2 separate regions of the Homo sapiens genome follow, and region 2 is linked to region 1. The links are chromatin loops, found by intact Hi-C in ENCODE. Cell type or tissue: heart left ventricle. All regions are shown on one strand. Links, peaks and the distances in the headings refer to the core of each region. The heading gives the core; the rest is flanking DNA.

Region 1 (5,383 bases), core at 59-5,058:
TTCTTATACTGCCTTATCACATTGACTTGGTGTTGATTTTTTTTAGGTTAATTAGGTATAATTTATATACAGTAAAATTTACCCTTATTAGGTATATAATTCTATGAAATTTGACAAAGAAGTGCAGTCTTGTAACTTTTACCACAGTCAAGATACAGAATATTTTCATCCCAAAAAGTTATTTCATAGCCTGTTGTTGAGTCTCCCCCCGCCATCACCACACTCACTGCAGCAACTGGCAGCAGTGATCTCTTTCCTGTTCTCTGTCATCTTTCATGTCTGGCTTCTTCCATTTAGCATAATGTTTTTGAGATTCATCCCTGTGGTTCCATGTATCAGTAATTTGTTCTCTTTTATCACTGAGTAGTAGTTCGTTGTATGGCTCTACCACAGTTTGTTTATTCATTCACCAGTTAATAGACATTTGAAGGTATTTCTAGTTTTCAGTGGCTATAGAAAACCTCCATAAACGTTTGTGCACAGTTTTTGTTTTGTGGTAATATGCATTCACTTCTCTTGGGCAAATGCCTAAGAATGAGATTACTGGGTCATATGGTAAGTGAATGTGTACAAGAAACTGCCAGACTGTTTTCCACAGTGGCTGTTTTCTTAAAGTCCCAAATGTCTGTTGGGAGTCATTGCTTCTGCCTGAAGAACTTCTTATGACACAGGTCTGCTGGCAGTGATTTTTCTTGCCTTTATTCTGGTCTGAAAAAGTATCTAGCTTTCATTTTTGAAAGTTATTTTTATTGCGTATGTGAATCTGGATTAACATTTTTTTCTTTTACTATTTTAAAGATATTACTCCATTGTCTTTTGACTTACATAGTTTTCCACAAGACACCTGTTTTAATATTATCTCTTGTTCTTTATATGTAAAGTGTATTTTTTTCTCTGGTTGCTTTCAAGATTTTATCTTTGGTTTTCAGCAGTTTGATATATCTAAGAATTATCCTGCTTGGAGTTCTTGAATCTGTGGTTTGATGTTCATTATTGTCAAGAAATTCTCACTCATTATCTCTTCAGATATTTTTTTCTGCCCCTTTCTGTCTTTCTCTTTCTGGGACTTCAGTTACTCATGTTAGATTTCTTCTTAATATTATATTCAATAACTCTTGCATATTGTGTTCTTTTTATTCATTCTTCTTATTTTTTCTTTTTGTACTAGTAATTTCTACCAATTTATCTTCAGTCATTAATTCTTTCTTCAGCTGTGTCTAGTCAACTGATGAGCCTGTTGTATTAGTCCATTCTCATACTGCTATAAAGATACTACCTGAGACTAGGTAGTTTATAAAGAAAGGAGGTTTAATTAACTCACAGTTCCACATGGCTGGGGAGGCCTCAGGAAACTTGAAATCACAGCAGAAGATGAGGAGGAAACAAGGCACATCTTACTTAGCAGGCAGCCAAGAGAGAGTACCAAGGGGGAAGTGCCAGACAGTTACTAAGCAACCAGATCTCGTAAGAACTCATTCACTATCATGAGAACAGCAAGAGGGAAACTACCCCCATGATCCAATCACTTTCCACCAGGTCCCTCCCTCGACTTGTGGGGATTACAATTCAGATTACAATTCGAGATGAGATTTGGGTGGGAACACGGCCAAACCATATCATTTGTAGAAGGAATTTTTCATCTCTAATATTATGCCTTTTTAATATAGCATTTGTATTTCTTACAGATTCATCTCTGCTGAAATTCCTTATCTATTTAGGTGTGTTGACCACCTTTTTCTCTAGGTTCTTTAACATACTATGCATAGTTATTTCAAAGTCTGTATTAGATAGTTCCAAATCTGGGGACTATCCTCGAGTCTGTTTCTGATCATTCCTTTGTTACTCGGAAGCGGGTAATGTTTTTGCTTTTATGTGTGTCTTCTCATTATTTATTATATGTCAGTCATCTTGTATAAAACAATAGAGGCTGAGATAAATAGTACTTATGTTATAATTATGAAAGATTGAGTCAATTTGGTCAGGAGCTGAGCTGGGCCTTGGTTTTATTATTGCTATGTCAATGCACCACATGTTTTAAATTCCTCTAGCTGGGCAGTTGTTGCCTTCTGATTTTGCCTCAGTACATGGGCCTAGATTAGCTGGAGGGTTTTCTTAGTGTTAGTGCTCTACCCTCAGCTTTCAGTCGTCCCTGTACAATGAAGCCACATGGTGGTTCCCTCTCTCCACTCTTGCAGCCGTCCCAGGGATAGACTGCTACTCGTTGTTATTCTGCCCCAGGCTTGTGTTGTGTATGGGGATGTTCTCTGTTGTTCAGCCTCAGCCTTGGGAAGGCCCTGAGTGCCTAGGCCTTGAGGAAAGGATGTGGGGAGCTTTTTCATTGTTGCTGTTCCTCTCTCTGGCAGCCAGAATCTGTCTTGTGTCTGTGATTGGTTTGGGGAGCCTCCTGTTTCTCCCCTAGCAGAATGAGAACTCTGCTTGGTGTCAGTAGAGCATTTTTTCATCTACCTTTTCCACAGCTGTAAATGGTATTTTCCTGTGCTCTGTGGAAAGTGACAGGCTTTGCTGCCCTTCCCTAGTGGCTTAAGACTTTGATTCATAAGAGGTTTAGAGACTTTGTAGAAACAAATCTGTGTAGAAGCACTGATGGAGAATTTCACGGATGCTCTTAGGAGGGTTCTAGTCATAGGTACTTAAAATGACAGAATTTTTTTAAAGCTGGATTTCAGGTAATTTTCATGTTGATATTTCTTTTGTTGATTTTATTTGTTTTCTAAAAATATGTCTAATCTCTACTGATAATTATGAGTGAGTTTTGCCTTTAAAAATATTTTCAGAACCTTTTCAGCCTCTGTCATTGTCGTTTTAAAAAATTTTTAATTTGTGATTGTTGAAAGTCAGTAATATTAAGTGCACTCTTTTTTGTAATTTTACCTTCTATTTGAGATTGGGAGGTATGTATGAGGTTTGTTGTGTAGGTGTAAGTATACTCTTAATTTAAAATGGAAATGTTCATGATTACCACATTCTTTTTAGAGGGAACAAATCTAATACCCATACTCAGTGATGGAACTGTGTGCTTTGGAGGCCACACTCCAGGATGAACAGTTGTAAATTGTTAATATGACTCTTGTTACTTTGATAGACATTATAAATGCCAGCCCTCTTTTTTTTTTTTTAACTTTCATTTTGTTTACAAAAACAAACTCTTCAGTGCTCAGGGTAAAAATTTCTGGAGAAGTGGTCTAGCACGGTGGCTGTGAGCAAGGACTCTGGAGCCAGACCAGCTAGGTTTGCAGCTCCACATCTTAGTAGTTGTGTGACTTTGGACAAGTTTCATAGCCTCTTTATACCTCAACTTCCCCATCTAAATTGATGATACAAATAGTGCCTACCTGAAAGGCTTACCATGAGGATAAGAATTAATATATGTAAAGCACTTAGAACAGTGTCTGGTGCATAGAAAGCATAATATAATATACATGTTTGCTATTATCACTGTTTTCTATAAGATAAGAATTTTGTCATAAAGTGTCATGAACAGATGCTGATGATCTGAACCAAACCAAAAATGGGAAGGCAAGGGACTAGAAAATAACTTTAAAGACATTATCCAACCATAGACCATTCCCAGGGGTACAGGGAGAGAAAGGCAGAGGGGTAAACCTCACTATGCATCCCGGAGTAGGAGGCTGTGGGTACATTTAATCAGATCCCTGTTTCTGATCACAGACAGAAATGCACTTGAGTACTTGTTACCAGAGCTAAGTCTGCATGGGTCAGAGGCAGAAGGAGGGTGAAAAACGGGCAAGTAGAGAACTGAACCAAATAGTTCCTTCATTCTCATCAGAACACTCATAATCTAGAGTCAGATTCACTAATGAAGTCGTTTTCCAAGTTTAGCTGGGTGAATTTCAGCAAATTATTTAGCCTCTTTGAAGCTGGCTTTTTATAAAATGAAGATGATGATAATAAGACTTGTTAAGGTTGTTAAATTGAAGGAAATAATCCACGTAAAATTATTAGCTCGGTGCCATCAACACAGAAAGTGACCTGGGTGATGATTATCATTATCCTCATAAGTTGGTATGTAGAATTCCAAACACCTGAACCCTGACCTGACACTGCTGCTGCTTCTCTACTTTTTCTCTTTCCTCGGGCATCTGAAGGAAATAAGTACACAGAGACCAAAACTAAACCAATGCCCATACTTTATCTATCACTGGGAAGCTTTTGCCTTATTATAGTAAGCCCCAGCTGAGCTAGACCGACCTGTTTGGAGAACTAGATAACAAAGTTAAATTTGATCTTTCACTCAGCTATGCACCAACATAGCTCTCCTTTGCCAAGACAGAGGCTCTAAAAGCAAGCTAAGAAAAGCAAATGTTTTTGTTCCTAAAGCTTAGAGCTAAATTTGCCTAACTCACCCTTATGAGATTTTCTTAGAGTGGGACATTGATGTGAAAGAGAAAGAAAAATGCAGTTTTCAAGGTGGGAACAGGATGACAAACCAGTTCAGAAGGAATTCTTGCAGTAATCCCTGATAGTGGCTTAGGTCAAGGTGGAGGTGGTGAGAAGTGGTCAGATTTTGAATATATTTTGAATAAGGAGCCTACATAATTTGCTGATGGATCATGTGTGACATGTGAGAAAAAGGAGGAATTAAAGATGACTCCAAGGCTTATGACCTGAGAAGCTAAAAGGATGGAGTCCTTTTATTTTCATTTACTTGGTCAACCTTCCAGTCTTGTTACCCATAAGGTCCTAACATTGGCTGGAGCTGACTTTTCAATCAAGATAAGTTGTATAAAAATATCTGTCTATATTTCTCTCAATAATGATTCTTAGTGTAGAAGGCTTATAAATCTTTTTTACCCTTAGGTGTTTGATGTTTTTGAATGTCGTTATAAATTTTCTTGTATATTTGCTGCTGTAAACCGATAAAAGAATTTATCCTTGCTTATTGACCCTGTACCCAACAACATTGCTAAATTCCTGTATAAAATTGTGAAGATTTTGTGTGCATAGTTATGTCATCTGCTAATAACTACAGTTTTATTTCTAATCTTTTTGTGCTTTGCTTCTTTTTCCTTCTTTGTTGCACAAACTAGGACCTCCATAAGGTGTTAAATAGAAGTGTTGATAGTAGGTATCTTTGTCTCATTTTTATTCTCGGGGATGTTTGTAGGATTTTGTTCTTAAGTAGGATGTTTGCTGTGACTTTCTTAAAAATGTTCTTTATAAGATTAAATAAATTGCCTTCTGATCCTAGTTTGCTGAGTTTTTATCATGAATGGAAGCTTGTTGGAGATGTTGAAAGGCTTTATTGTTATGTGTGGCTTTGGAGTTCTCAGCCCTATCAGATCCCAGATCCCCTTCCTATAATACATTTTATGAAAAGCCTCCTTTACCATACCTAAAGTGA
Region 2 (5,383 bases), core at 238-5,237, 170 kb after region 1:
TAACTCCAGTGTTGAATGTGCAAAGGCTGCTGGTTGAACCAGGCAACCACTAAGGTATTTTCTTAGCTCTGATTAATTGTAATTACCCTACTTTTAACCATTGATGTATTCTTGAAAGTTCAGGCTTTCCTTAAAGGCAAATCTCATCACTTTCTCAGGGGTTTTAAAAGAAATCCAAGTTAATTAATTAATTTATATCTTTATATCAAGAAACATTTATTGAGCTCCAACTAGAAGCCAGGTACTATGTTAGGTCATGGGGTCATGGAAACCCAGGGCGCTGGAGACCTGGAGGAGGGCATGACCAACATAAATCTCTAACTCGGCAGGGTTTACTGTGAGACCCCCAAGGAGGGAGCAGATTCTAACACTGGCTGGGACAGTCAGGGACAGCATCACCCACAAGGTACCAACGGGCTGAATCTTGAGTGGTGAATTGTTTTTGCCCAGATGAAAAGGACATTCCAAGCAGAAGGAAGAAACTCTCAAAGGCATGCAGGCAAAAAAGAGCAAAGGACGTGTTCTGTGTTCCAAAGACAGCAGGAACATTTGCATGGCCGGAGCAGAGGCTGCCAGGCTGGCCCAGTGGGAAAGGATTCCTGATAACAGGCAAAAGCTGGATTGGGAAGGAGTTTATATATCTTAATAAGAATTTTGGACTTCATTCTATAGGGAAGAGAGTCACTGAAGATTTTAAGTACAAGAATAACTGGGTCAGATTGGAGTTTTTTTCACAAGCAATCCCCGGTCACAGGGGAGATGGATGGGTGGAAAAAGAACTAAAGAAGACGGCAAGAGAAGGCCATCAACTTCAAAATGGGAGACAGGTGGAGGAGCAGTTTGGGGAAGTTCACAGTAAACGGATGTGTGGTTTAAGACTCTTGCATCTGTGGGGATGCGGGGAGAGATGGCCACCAAGCACCTAGGAAAATAGATTTGTGCCTCAGGGAAGGGTTAGAGAACAAGGGACTTGTTGGAGGGACTTTTCACTTTTAACTTCAGGTTAGAAGTTAAATGCGAAAACGATCTAATACACCAAAAACACCCCAAAATAAGTAGGAAAATAACGATGAGGAGAAGACAAATGATGGGGAAGAGAACAGTCATTTCTACAGTTTTCCTTGGGCTGGTTTTCAAAATGACAAGTCTTTTTTACATGTTGAAGGATAAATATCTCTTTTGGATAGCCAATTTAGACATCATATGAATATAATAATGGCCTCATTGTCTCTAACTCAACACTGCCATGATGCCCTGAGTAATTGTAAATGCTCAAGATGCACAAAGATGCAAGATCCAAGGATACATCTGCATACGTCCACTGAAGATCACATTTTAAACCTTAATAGCTTAATAACAGATAAGAAAAATACAGATTCCAGTATTATTAAATATGTATGCATGTGTATCCATATAAGTGGTGTGTGTGTGTGAGTGGTGTATGTGTGTGTGTTCACATTCTTTCTCCTCCTAGGAAAAGATGATGCATTAGCTCAGGTGAGTTGCCCAGAAATAGCTAGGAAAAGGTCATGCTCTCCTTCTTCAGAGTTTCAGCCTGTTGTCCTCATATGCCCAATTTATGCAGGACTTTCCCCTACATCATCGAAAGAATGTGTTTGGCACCAGGGCCTTGGTATCAAGCAGACAACATATTTCTTACTTTAGAAGTGCAACTGGTAGAATAAAGAGCCTGAGAACCGGAACTGCTGCCAGAAATAGCAGGGCAAATTCACCCACTTCCAAGAAGGTCACTCAGTCTCAGAACAGGGTACAGGCAGATCGAAGCAAATTCTTGGCACCGCCTCTGCCATATCTGCCTGTTGCATAATGGACGGCCCTTAGTTCTCTTGATTGAGAGCACTGGTGTTGACCTGGCATTTTCTGTTGCTCTCTGTTATATCACTTTCCAGTCCATGTCAAAACAATCACTATTGTCAGTGACCTTCCCTAATAACTCAGTCTCTCTTCTGTATTTAACAGCTGCCTGTTGAGAATCCTATTTTTAACAAACAATTATAACCTAAGAGCTGTCATCTGTCAGGTTTTAAATGTTTGTTAAAAATAGGAGTCCCAGACATGTAGCCATTAGGCAACAGAAAGCCATAAACAATGGGAAGAGCAAGCAACAGCAGGAGACGTTAATCACATCTGAACTCATTACTAAACCTCCACTTTGGAAGGGCCATAGTCAGTGGCAAATCAGGCAGAGTTGGAGGGTGATTGCTGTTAACAGAAGCAGTTCTACTGACCTTCAGGAAATTATGTCCTGTGGACATCCTGCTCACATTAATAAATGAGAGCAATGCTCTTTTGGTGGAGGGGGAGGACCTGTCCTAGAGTAGGAATTGGAAAAATAAGATAACGTCTCAAGAATGATGCATAACTCAGGAGAGTGCTTTGAAACCATAGCTAATTTTTCCTCTTTTATTTAGCACCACCCAAACTGCTTTTAGGCATTACATCACTTGACCTAAGAGAACACTGTGAGGCAAGTACTGTGTTGTCACATTTTACTGATGAGGAAACTGAGGCTTAAAGAAGGTCAAATAACTTGCCCAAGAAGACAGAGCTGGGAAATGGCTGTATAGGACTTCAGGAACCCAGGCACTTTCCATAGAGCCCACCCTCTTAACCACTCCATTCTTTCTCCTACCTGTGACACGAAATGCCCTTTTACGAAAACTGAAGCAGAAGCACCACCTCTCCACCCCACTGCTAGACTCTCTGATTCAAGCCACACTTGGCCAGGAGGGTGGTGGCAGCCTGGGTTCTGGTCAAGACAGAGCTCTCTAAATCATCCTCCAGTTGGGGAGTGAAGGTTGCAATTTGTTCCGTGGCCTCATTCTGTCTGATTCAACACTCTGCCACGATGCCCTGAGTAAATTGTCAATGCTCAAGATGCACAAAGATGCAAGATCCAAGGATACATCTGTGTATACGTCCACCAAAGGTCATATTTTTAACTTTAATAGCTTGTTTTTACCCAGGCCCGTGACTCCTTTTCTTTTCTCATGCATGATAGAATATGTGCTTTTCTTCCTGAGCTATACCCTACCCATTTCCTTGGTCTTACCTTCATAGTATTTTTCCACTATTTCCTTTGATTTAGGGAAATTCAAATTTTCAAATCTACAGAGCCCTAGGACATGGGAGACTATTAAGTTCACTAGAGCAGAAGATCTTTAAATAGTAGCCCCTGGTAAATTGGATTCTGCATCATTAATAATCACCTGGAGGACAGAGGAAGAGAGTCCCTCTAATTGACAATCACTCAGAAATGAATATAAAACATCTCTGAAATGCTAATTGTTAAGTGTTTATTGAGGCCCATCATATGCCTTTGCTGAATACTAAAGTACCAAAACATTTCCAAAGAACTTACAGTCTGATTGTACTCCAAAGAATAGAGGTAAATATGATATTATATTATATGTAATCAAGTGTGAAAATGTGCACAATATGGTTCAATTGATGGAAGTATGTTGTATAATCATGTTTTGGTCACACACCTACAATATCAAGTGAGCTACTATTTTCTCAGTTAAAATTCAAAGTCCATAATTTTCTGTGAGAAGCTGTGACATCACAATAAAGACACTGATCAGGATTTTTTTCTTTCTGGCATTTAGATTTTTTTTTTATTTGAAGCTCTTTTAATATCTTTGAAATATTTAATAAGAAATGCAGTTACTATTAAATATGCAGTTATTAGCCACAGATAGTACTTCTCATTGTAAATAAAAGTTATTTTCCCAGCACCTACTCGCTCCTTAAATGTTATTTCAAAAATGCATTCTGTGTGATGATACTGTTCTTAGGATTTCACTTTTGGAATCCAAATAACAATAACGTTCCCTTTCTCCCCGTGAAATGCATCTGTTCGGAGCCCTGATGACACAGAAAGAATTCTCAAGGTCTCCTGGAGAAAATACTTCATCAACTTGATGGCCAACATGAGATTTTGAAGAAGGGAAGACAAGTGCAACCGGCTGAGGACGGTGCACAGAGGCCTTCTAAATTCTTCTGCAGTTTGTAGTGCTACAGATAAGTTTTTCCATGGAGCAGTCCAACCTCAGTTGCTGCAAGACCTGTTTTTTCTGTGTGTGTGTTTTTTTTAAACAAGTCAGTAAACTAACTGGAACTTCTGTCAAGTCTTGTGGCTCTGTATAAATGGGTGCAGATTTAACTTGACACATTAATTTCTTTCTAGAAAACAATTTATATTCATAGAATCATGGAATCCCAGAGAGGGAAGGGCCTTCACAGTCAGCCTGTCCAAACATCAATCTCGCGCTTGCATTGTTCACTTCAAAAGCAGTCTGTGTTCCAGAGCAGCTGCGCTCAGGCCCCGGAGGCTGGTATTTTGCATGTCCTCTGTCCCGTCGGGGCCGTTCAGGATGAACATCACTTGTTGGTGATTATTTTTGCTGGGTGGTATGGACAGATTCTGAGTGATAGGTTGGTAGTTTGTGAGGATTAGAGATTTTGAAAAACGCTATTTATAAAGAGAGATGCCAGTGTTATTATTTTCATCTCTGTGTGAGGAGTCCGAGGCCTAGAAAGACCAAATGGGCAGAGCTTGAATGCAGGCCAGGGAGGCTCCAAAGCCTACGCTCTGATGCTCTTTCTGCCAAACCACACTACTGGGATATTTTAACAAACCCGAGAAAGAATGAGGGAAAATAACTTTTTTTTTTTTTTTTTTTGAGACAGAGTTTCGCTCTTGTTGCCCAGGCTGGAGTGCAATGGCACAATCTTGGCTCTCCGTAACCTCTGCCTCCCGGGTTCAAGCGATTCTCCTGCCTCAGCCCCCTAAGTAGCTGGGATTACAGGCGCCTGCCACCACACCTGGCTAATTTTTTTGTAATTTTTGTAGAAACAGGGTTTCACCATGTTAGCCAGGCTGGTCTCGAACTCCTGACCTCAGGTGATCTGCCCACCTTGGCCTCCCCAAAGTGCTGGGATTACAGGCATGAGCCACCATGCCCAGCCTTTTTTTTGAGGCAGGGTCTCACTCTGTCACCTAGGCTGCAGTGCAGTGGAAGGATCTCAGCTTACTGCAGCCTCAACCTCCTGGGATCAAGCGATCCTCCCACCTCAGCCCCACCGAGTAGCTGGGACTACAGGTGTGTGCCACCATGCCCAGCTAATGTTTGTATTTTTTGTAGAGATGGAGTTTCGCCATGTTGCCCAGGCGGGTCTCAAACTCCCGGACTCAAGCAATCAACCCACCACTGCCCCGCAAAGTGCTGGGATTACAGGTGTGAGCTAAGGCAAAATGACTTTTTAAAAAATAGATTAAAATGTATTGGTAGCATGGAGAACTAGAAACTGATTTTGGGGGGCGGGGGGTCACCCAGTAGCTACAGATATCTACCTCCCC

Evidence for each region. Hi-C counts contacts between places; a loop is a spot of excess contacts. Peaks named below come from ENCODE experiments on the same cell type or tissue, not always from the same donor. Only the 100,000 strongest peaks of a DNase experiment are listed, where the experiment ranks them.
Region 2: it touches region 1 in a loop (2.1-fold over the local background); 4 of 110 quality-filtered maps call a loop at or near these places.

The regions. Positions count from the first base shown.
Region 1 is chr10:113,889,524-113,894,906 of GRCh38, forward strand. The region is part of intron 5 of NHLRC2 (NHL repeat containing 2); the gene reads left to right. Among named protein-coding and RNA genes, the nearest start is that of NHLRC2, 38 kb to the left of the region's middle. In heart left ventricle, for the core only: a CTCF peak has its summit at 2,170; no DNase peak of the experiment used is centred there; H3K27ac peaks cover 1,636 bases.
Region 2 is chr10:114,062,741-114,068,123 of GRCh38, forward strand. The region is part of intron 1 of LOC124902554 (a long non-coding RNA gene); the gene reads right to left. Among named protein-coding and RNA genes, the nearest start is that of ADRB1, 22 kb to the left of the region's middle. In heart left ventricle, for the core only: no CTCF peak of the experiment used is centred there; no DNase peak of the experiment used is centred there; H3K27ac peaks cover 4,460 bases.